Linked DNA regions of Homo sapiens: all the other regions are linked to region 2. Evidence: chromatin contacts called from ENCODE Hi-C or POLR2A ChIA-PET data. All regions are on one chromosome and are shown on one strand. The core of a region is the stretch at or near the end of the contact, and the rest is flanking DNA. Distances in the headings are between cores, read along the strand shown.

Region 1 (2,927 bases), core at 93-2,592, 270 kb before region 2:
AGAACCCTGCAAGAGTAACAATAGCTGCTATTTATTGGGCGCTTGCTCTATGCCAGGCACTGTTCCCAGCGGCCCCGCCATGACGTCACTCCATCCTTACGACCTAACCCTAACCCACGCTATGGACACTTTTATCATCGCCCCGATTTTAGACATGAGGAAACTGAGACTCTGAGACACTGTGTCCCTTACCCCACAGTCATTCAGAAGAACAACCACCCCAAATGTGGCTAAGCCAGCCAGTCAACAAGAGCGCTAGGATTGTTACCTTCTTCAAAACAATACCTCTCAGCAAAGCCATCAAATGTCAACCAACACACCAAGGAAGGTCCTTGCAGATGGAACACAGGGAAACTGTTATCTCACAGGAGTGGTACCAGCACGTAAGGGAGTCAAGCGCAGCAAATTCTAAGGTGCAGAGAAATGGACCACTGTCAATTTCCAGGAACTCATTTCACTCCTGTCTTTTCACATTAATGTTTCTCCTTTCCAGGAAAGCCAAGGAAAAGACTTTTCATCCAACTGGCTTAGGAGGCAAGACAGAAACCTTTTCCGCATAAGATCCTATCACAGCTGGGCAAATTCTGTACCTAAATCTTTGGAGATGAGTGGCCTCTCGGTGTTTTCATTATTTATAATTAATTGTTCATTTATCAGACTTTGTGGAGTGTCTCAATGGGCAGCGAGGTGTGAGGCACAGGGAGTATGTGGTAAAGCCCTCAAGCCCTCTGCCTTCACGCAGCATCCATTTGGGGGGATGCACCCCCAACCCAAGGCGGGGGTGTGTGCTGTGGTGTCACAGGAAGTGCTGCCTTTCTCGAATGGGGCTGTGTTTACACAGGGCCAGGAGAACTAGATGCTGAATTGGGGTCAGGCTTCAGGAGTCCTGGCTTTTGGGACCACTTTGACACTTCCTGTCTTCACAGCCGTCATCCTATTTCAGGATTCTTATCCCCAAAACAGGAATATTAACACAGCTCCGCCTGTCTCTGCAGGTCATCAAGAGCAAGCACCTAGTGAGTGTGAAAGCATCTTCAGTGTGGGAGTTGCTGTATAGATGCAGAGTTTTACTACTGAAAGGAGGAATACTACTGTTGATTTGTTTTTGTTTCTCGGTTGTTGTGCGTGTGTTTTGTTGTTGTTGTTGTTGTTTTACCATCTTGGTCCTAAGTAGCTCGTTTGCCGGCCCAGCCTTAATGGCCAGTTGGCTCCAAGTCAGAAGACATGATCTCCTCCCCCATTCTCCATGCCATTGTTTAAAGCCCCTCCTGAGGAATGGGCTGCCTTGGTGTTTTGTCAGTTCAAACCACATCCTGCCTGTTTCCACTTTCCATAAGACAACTCGCAACACCGGTGGTTTTCAGATGTGGCCGGCTTCTTGGTGAAGCGATAGCAGAGGCCTTGTTCACAGAAGTGAAAATAATTCACCCAGTGGTTAGCACATCAGGTGTGGGCATTGAGTGTACCCCGCTCCCTGCTTGATCCCAATCCCTGGTTGGGTTTGGGAGTGGACGGCTGCCCAACCTCCTGGCACTGTCTTGACCCACAGCCTTCTCTGGGATGAGGACTAAGCCAGAAGCAGTAAGGACAGAGGTGTCTCAGGCTGTCCAGGCCTGGCCTGAATCCCATGACAGCAAGGGTGTGGCCTGCAGAAGCTGGAAACGACCACGGTGGCCTTCTAGTAACTTTACAGATGAGGAAACTGAGTCCAGAGAGGGCTGGTCAGTTGCAGGCAGAGCCTGGACTGGCACCTGGGTCTCTGGGCTCCAGGCTCAAGTTCATTCTAAGCAGACCAGTTGTACCCATCGCTGTAATTGAAAGACTTGTTGGCATCAACAGAACTAGTAACTGGGTTTGGTCCTGGTGACCAAGGGGCACATCTCCCAGCTGGAAGCTGTTTGCTAAGAGCAAGGTTACGGCCCGCACTGGGCTACCAAACAACAGAGCAAGCCCACGCTCAGGGCATCAGCAAGCAGGGTTATGAAATAAAACAAACATTTGAAAGAATTCGACACTTGAAGAAGAAAAAGAGGAGGTGAAGGAGGGCAGAAGGAAAGTCGGAAGCAGCAGCAGCAGCCAGTCATCATGAGAAAATCAGAGCTTTGTGGGATTTTAAAACTTGTGGTTTGGAAACGTTTTTATTATTTAGATGCATGAGGGCAGACACCACCATCTTTTAAATGTTCACAGGAGGCCAAAGTATGCAAGAGCCACGGCCTAAAGCAGGGCTGTGGGCAGAGCCAGACCTGGGCCGTCAGAGTCCAGGGAAGGGCTCAGGACCGGGCTGTGCAGCGTGTCCCGAGTGTATCACCCACAGCCCCACGATGTGCAGTGGGCAGACCAGGCCAGCAGACACATGGCCCTCTATCTCTACTTCCTTCTGGGAGGGTCTGGGAGGCTAAGGTAGCCCTGACCATAGAAAACATGGATTTTCCAAGACGTCTTCCCTGGAGACTTCTGCTCTTGAACAATGCTTATCTATCACAAGGTTGAGGGCTCTCCTTATCTTTCAAGAGTATGAGGTGGCCTGTAAATGCTTCACTTATTAACTCAGCTCTGATTCTCCCTGGGAGGCCAAGGGCTGAGTGAAACTCTAACGTGGGCATGTGGACAGCTTGTGGTGCCCTGTAGCTCTGCACCATGGGCCTGCAGGTGCACAGCCAGTCCCATGGCCTCCAGAGGAGCAGCGCAAACCCTTAGCCTGGGTGGGGAAGGAGCACAGCGCCAACAGAACTACTGCTGGAGTGGGCCCCTGTCTATCACCAGCACCTGGAAGTGCCCCATCCCAGGCCTGTCCCAGCCCGGCATCTGAGCTAATTACAGCTCCGTTGTGGGGAGAGTCAGCCGTGTCAGTTTAACTGACAGCCCAGATAAGAGGTACTGGGCAGAGTCTCACAGGTTGCACAACAAACCACTCTGCCAACTGA
Region 2 (3,026 bases), core at 307-2,806:
TAAAACTTTCAGAATTTAGAGTGTCAAGTTTTGCCTTTCTCTTATTTATTTTTTGTAATGAATCCACACTCTTTCCCCATTAGGAACAGGAGGTGTTGGAAAAAGCTAATAGCTTTACAAAGGAGAAATTAAACAGATACATTTTCTCATTCACAAACCCTTGTACAGATTTAAAGCATACTAAGAAAAACGACCATCTTATTTTATACCAGCTCAGCGGGGAGGCTCGGATCTCCGGTGCAGAGATAGGACAGGAAGAGGTGTGCGGCCAATTTTGTAACCAACCCTCCTTACTCCTAACTCCTCGCCTCACTGTGCCTCGGGTTTGGGAGATCCAAACGAGAATGCTCGTGAGAAAGCCACTGCAAACGGGAAAGTGCTGGGCGCAGGCAAGGAGGCATTCTCTCTGTTTAAGAAAGGTGCCACATTTGCAGAACAGGGATCGCTGAATATGCGAGCTTCCGCCAAGAAATAAATCACACCTATCCACCTCTCCTTCATTCCTCGCACACAAGCCTTGTCGTTTAGCTCATCCTTCCCACTAGAAAACAGCAAAGGATTGCATTGGAGCAGCAATCAGCAGATGCCACGCTGAGCTCAGAGACAAGCAGTGTAGACGGGACAGGCGTCCCAATACCGCTAAGCCACCACCGCCAGCCCGCTGGGTTCTGAGCAGTTTCCCCAGGTGAGTCACTTCCTGGAATCCTCTGGCAGCGGCTCTTCCCGTCACTCGCACAGGCCATCTTCCAGTTCCGAGCTGCCTCGGCGGGTCCCGGCGGCTGGGACCCCACTTCCCCGCTGTCTGCCCCCGCCCGGGGCCGCGCGCCGCACCCTGCACACCACCGACCGCTGTGTCCTTGGCAAAGTTTCTCAGCCTCTCTGTGCCTCAGTTGACTCATCGGAAAAACTGAGGACAAAACATCCACATCCCAGGGATGTTGCATGGATTCACGAGCAGCCACAGAACCCCTGGGGCCCCGGGAACCCTGCGGCCGGCGGGGTCCCCCGTCGCACGCTCTCCGGCCCTAGGAGGAGCCCGAGGCTGCGGAGGGCGGGTCCGCGAGGCCGGGTGCCGGGGCCGGGGGAAAAGCGCCGGGGTGGACGGCGGCAGGTGACCTTCCCCATTTGGCCATGCCTTCCTGGGGACCGCGGCCTGGAAAAAGGGACGTAGGCTACGCGGCCTCGGCGGCGGAAAGGCCGCGCGGGCCGGTAAGTCGGGGGGCAGCAACAGGAGGCCACTCACCACCACATGCGCCCCGGGCAGGGCGAGGGGCTTGGGGCTGATGAGCGGAGACACCATGTACAGCAGCAGCACGAAGGCCACGAGGAAGGCGGCAGCCAGCAGCAGCATCGCTCCGCGGGGCCAGGGGCCCGGAGCGGCCGGGCGGGGGCCGCCGGGCAAGGCGCGCAGGGCTGGGCTGCGGCGAGGCGAGAATCACGCGCGGCGGGCGGGCGCCTGGAGTGTTTGGGTTTGCGGGCCGGGGCGGGCCGCGGCGGAGGGGAAGAGGAGGAGCCGGCGCGCGCGCCACCCAGGCGGGGCGGTGCTTCCAGGGGGCGAGTAGGCCGCCACCGCCACCGCCACCGCCACCACTGCCAGAATCGCCTCTCGGGGGTCGCCGGGTGTCTCCCACTCCCCCGGCCTCGGGACGGGGCCCGCAGTCCGCAGCCTCTCCCGTGGAAACCGGGCCTCCCGTCCCTGTGCGTCGCGAGCGGGCTCCGGACAGCGCCAGATGCGAGCGCGCCGGGAAGGGCTGCGAAGACTCGCTCTTCGGGAGCTCGAATGGCTTCTTAGGACCCCGCAGGGCGGGTTTCCAGGCCTGCCACGGCCTCCAGTGTGGGCGTGACGAGCGCTCCTCCCTGGAGTTCAGCCCTCGGCTTGGGACTGCCCGCTGGGTTGCTCGGAGGCCCCGGAGCATCGGAAAGGGCGGCTGGAGGCTCCCGGAGCGGGCTCAGCCTGGGAGCCCAGCGACTACGCTCTGAAATCCCGGGCTCCATTCCATATTTTTTGGCGTTTTTAGAAGATGGTCACGGCCCACTTTCGCTTTTCAGAGGACCGGAAAGCCTTAACAGGGAGTTTTGAGGAATCACTAAGGTAATTCAATTTCATTGAGTTCAGAGTTCATCTTTACCAAGCAGGTTCAAAACAAATAAATAACGCAAACAACTCAGCTTTATTAAGGTCTCATTCACGTACTATACCATACAATTCCCGATTTAACGTGCGTAATAGGCCGGGCGAGGTAGCTCGCGCCTGTAATCCCCGACCTTTGGGAGGCTGAGGCGGGCGGATCTCTTCAGGTCTGGAGTTCGAGACCAGCCTGGCCATGATGGTGAAACCCCCGTCTCTACTAAAAATACAAAAAATCACCCGGGCATGGTGGCGTATGCTTGTAATCCCAGCTACCCTGGAGGCTGAGGCAGGAGAATCGCTTGAACCCGGGAGGCAGAGATTGCGGTGAGATCGCGCCACTGCACTCCAGCCTGGGTGACAGATCAAGACTCCGTCTCAAAAATAAATAAATAAATAAAGCTTATAATAAATTGTCTTTAATATAGTCACAGTTGTAGACCCATCACTACCATAAATTTTAGAACATTTTTGTCACAACCCCCCAAAATCCTATACTCATTGGCAGTCACGACCCATTTCCTCCCAAGCCCCGCCCAAGCCTAAGCAATCCCTCATGTTTCTGTCTCTATAATCTTGCCTATTCGGGATATTTCACATAAATGGAATCATATAATATGTAGCCTTTTTCATCCTATCTTTCACTTACTGTAATGTTTTCAAGGTTCATCCATGATATGAAGTACTACATGTTAATACTTCATTTATTTTTATTGCCAAATAATATCCCATTGTATGACTATACGACATTTTAATTTTCCATTCATCAATTGAGGAATATTTAGGTTGTTTCCACTTTTTGACTATTAGAATTATGCTAACTGTAAATATTCATTTACCGGTTTTTGTGTGGGCATTATGTTTCATTTCTCTTGGGTACATGCCTAGTAGGGGAGTT
Region 3 (3,115 bases), core at 141-2,640, 460 kb after region 2:
TTAACAAGAAAGAATTGATCTGTATATAATAACTAAGCCACTGTGCTATCAAATGCATTTATTCCAGCCCACCAAGGAATGCTTGAAATTACAAGTAAATTTAAAATTTGTTCTTGTCAACTGTAAGAATAGACTTTCTATTTCTGAATAAATACTTTTCATATAAAATAAGTAGTAAATTAAGGAGAAACATAAACCTCTAGCCAAACACATTAGTCATATCTGGAAGTATGTAGTAATGCCCTTACAAAGAATATTACCATCACATTCACATTTTGAGGTTATAAAATGAACAATAAATTATATAGATGTTATGGCTGTGATTTTTGAAAATACAGATTCTAGGGCCACCTTCCTGGGGACTCTGATTTGCATGATGAACTTGAGTATACATATTTTCAAAGAGCCCCTTAGGTCCTTCCAAGGATCAGCCCGGTTGGGGAATCACAGTATGTAGAAAATGGGCTATTTTAGCAGGATTCATAAAGAGATGCTCAAAGGGGTAAGCATACCCCACAGCAAATAGATTTGCTAGAGAAAGCAGCTAACAAAACAGAATATTTTATTTCACAGAAAAATCTCATCCATTTGGCTTATATACACAATGCAGGTGTATATACCTGTTAACTAGCATTTCAAAGATAAAAACATAAAGTATCATTATGGTCATAACAAAATTTCCTTAAAGTAGTCCAATTATGAGAGCTCACCTAGTGCTTTGTCACATTCTTAGCTATTTTGTAACTCCAGAAATTATCAGAATCAGCTCAATGCTGCTGACTAGTTAAGATTAGTCAGATTTTACTCGAGCTGGAGAGACTTCTAAATTATGCTCTTGAAAGGACCTATTTGTCCTTTAAAAATGGTTATCCTGGTAAGATCTTATGGTGTGGGTATTTCCCAGCCCTTTGAAGTGAATTAACTGCATCTGGAAGTCAAAAAAGTACACCTGAATGAAATTAATATATTGGGGAACTTGAATACTTTGGACTTTAGTAGCAGCTTTGTTTAGGTTCCTCCCCTCTTTATGTCATCAAAATAACGTTCAATCGTAGGTATTTCTAAAGACGGATGGATGGTTTTCTTTTGCCACCAACTGTAGGCAATTTTGGAGGATGAAAATAAACATAAATTTTCTATGTCCTAAATAGCAAAAGAAAGAGATTGGCTTTATTATTTCACTGTTTTTACTTTTGTAGTCTCAGAGCAGACCTGTGGAGATGATACATGCTCCATTTAGCTTTAAAAGGAGGCTCCATTAAGGACCCTCCTTTACAAGTGCTTGAGATGCCCAACGTGGAGGATCACCTGAGTGTGGTCATTGTCCTACCCAGCAAAGACATCCACTTGGAACAGATAAACCACTGAGCCTCCGCAGCTGTAGTTACAAGAGAAAGGCTCTGTGCTTGAGAATGACACATGCAGAAAGCTTGAGGTTAAAGTAACCGCATACACTCCTACTTCCTGTGGTGTCCTGTCCATTTACAAAAATAAGCAGAACCCCCAAATAAAGTAAATGCCCACATATTAGAATTTGTTGCTTGTACTTTTTAAAGTTTAGGTGTTCAAAACATAGTCATGTGCTTTTCTCTTTTGGTCCTCACAGGTTTTTGTTGTTGTTCTACATGCATTTTTGACATGTTACGTATTGGCATCTCCTTCGGACCTGTTGCCAACCAACTGAATCTATTTCCATCAACACTCAAGGCTGCAACATGCAGATGCAATGCTCATCTTTGCTCCTTTCTTGCTTCTCTGACACTTTCCTGAGTCTCATGTAGCCCCAGCTGTGCCACATTGTGTGTTCTTGCATTGGGAAGTGGTGATCTAGACCAACCTCACCATTCCTCAGCAGCTTTCTTTAAATCCCTGCCTTCCTTTCATTTATTCCGCTTTTTGTGCTTCTCCTGGGTTCTGCATTGCTCACACCTGTTTCTCTCCTGCTGGGAACATCTCATTCTCCCCTCCACCCTGTCTCCATCTTTGGTGGCAAGATCCTCGCTGATCCTGCGAGGCAGGCTGGGCCGGCACTGCTAGCTCATTTGGCAGAGAAAGAAACCTGCAGACCTGGCAACTCTATGATTTGCTCAAGTTTTCATAGCAAGTTAGTGTCTGTGACATCTTAGAGGCCTGTTTCTGGCTTCTCAGCCCACTCTAGACTTGGTGTTAAAACATCTGCCCAGAGTCACTAAGACCATGGCTGAAAAATCAAAATCTCAGCTCTTATATGTAAATAAACACATTTATATATGAGCAAATAAACAAATGTAGAAATAATATCATCGCTAGATGCTATGAAAATAAAAGATGGACATGGGATAGTGACAGGGTTGGAAAGCATCTATTTTACACAGGACGATCAGGGAAAACCTCTTTTACAAAGTGATATTTGAGTTATTATTGGTAATTAATGATTATTAATGTTAGATTATTACTATTGAAGGCTTCTTTCCCATGGTTATTATAGGAACACTAAATTTGTTGGTGGCAGAATTGGAATCTGAGCACAATTTTGCCACAAACTCATACTACCTACATAATTATATTCTCAACACTCTGGGTGTACTTAAATATCCTTGGGTTGAGTCATGAAAATGGAACACTTTAGAGCAATGTTAAGATCTCTGAAAAGTAGGTAAATCCTCAAGTGTGAGTACAGTTTGATACAATGATCCTAAAGGGGGAAGATTAGGGCAGGGAGATGAGTATAGATCTTTATGACCAACTAATTTTTTCCTGTTAGAATGCCTAACATTGATTCACCACTCTAAATGAAAACAGTCATCCCTGGTTTCTGAAATGAGTATGAGTTGCAGGTGGTTACTCACTGGTATATGGTTAATGTAAATTCCATGCAAATAGTTTTTTTTTTTTTTGCTTGATGCTGCATTGGTTAATGTCTAAATGCCTATCTCCCAATAAATTCCATCCCCAAAAGAGTCTAAATGAGTCACTGCAAACATGAACCTCCTTCCACTAAGGACAAACGGAATGAAGAAAAGCCAGAAAAGACAGTATGTGAAGAGTGGACGAGAAATAGGGCAATCTCTTTCCCAAGTGGCTGGCACCACAGGCATGCCACCATACCTGGATATTTTTGTATTTTTTCGTAGAG

The links. A loop is a pair of places that touch in the nucleus more often than their neighbours do. ChIA-PET counts read pairs that join two places held with the same protein, here RNA polymerase II (POLR2A). Pooled maps may share reads with other maps.
Region 1: a loop to region 2 is called in a pooled map, with 4 times the contacts of the local background. The contact joins the enhancer-like site here to the promoter of KDSR-DT in region 2. A Hi-C loop is called at or near these places in 1 of 37 single-sample maps with no recorded cell type and 7 of 50 pooled maps. POLR2A ChIA-PET finds 5 or more read pairs at or near these places in 3 of 52 experiments (H1, activated naive CD8-positive, alpha-beta T cell and naive thymus-derived CD4-positive, alpha-beta T cell).
Region 3: a loop to region 2 is called in a pooled map, with 2.5 times the contacts of the local background. The contact joins the enhancer-like site here to the promoter of KDSR-DT in region 2. A Hi-C loop is called at or near these places in 3 of 168 maps with a recorded cell type or tissue (A673, PC-9 and chondrocyte), 1 of 37 single-sample maps with no recorded cell type and 4 of 50 pooled maps. POLR2A ChIA-PET finds 5 or more read pairs at or near these places in 1 of 52 experiments (WTC11).

The regions. Positions count from the first base shown.
Region 1 is chr18:63,097,394-63,100,320 of GRCh38, forward strand. No RefSeq gene overlaps it. Among named protein-coding and RNA genes, the nearest start is that of BCL2, 220 kb to the right of the region's middle. RefSeq lists enhancers at 1,365-1,494, 1,525-1,594, 1,625-1,684. Within about 2 kb of position 1,343, at least 5 of the 41 ENCODE cell types and tissues checked have a DNase peak (open chromatin) inside an H3K27ac peak, as active enhancers do.
Region 2 is chr18:63,365,768-63,368,793 of GRCh38, forward strand. It overlaps KDSR-DT (KDSR divergent transcript), which reads left to right and starts at 1,557. Exons shown (of 2, transcript NR_186602.1): 1 at 1,557-2,092. KDSR (3-ketodihydrosphingosine reductase) reads right to left here and starts at 1,439. Exons shown (of 10, transcript NM_002035.4): 1 at 1,244-1,439. The coding sequence starts at 1,351. LOC124904317 (a long non-coding RNA gene) reads right to left here and starts at 1,233. Exons shown (of 2, transcript XR_007066400.1): 1 at 483-1,233. RefSeq lists enhancers at 529-823, 863-1,810 and silencers at 672-721, 1,072-1,131, 1,202-1,651, 1,762-1,811.
Region 3 is chr18:63,829,866-63,832,980 of GRCh38, forward strand. No RefSeq gene overlaps it. Among named protein-coding and RNA genes, the nearest start is that of SERPINB7, 56 kb to the left of the region's middle. Within about 2 kb of position 1,391, at least 3 of the 41 ENCODE cell types and tissues checked have a DNase peak (open chromatin) inside an H3K27ac peak, as active enhancers do.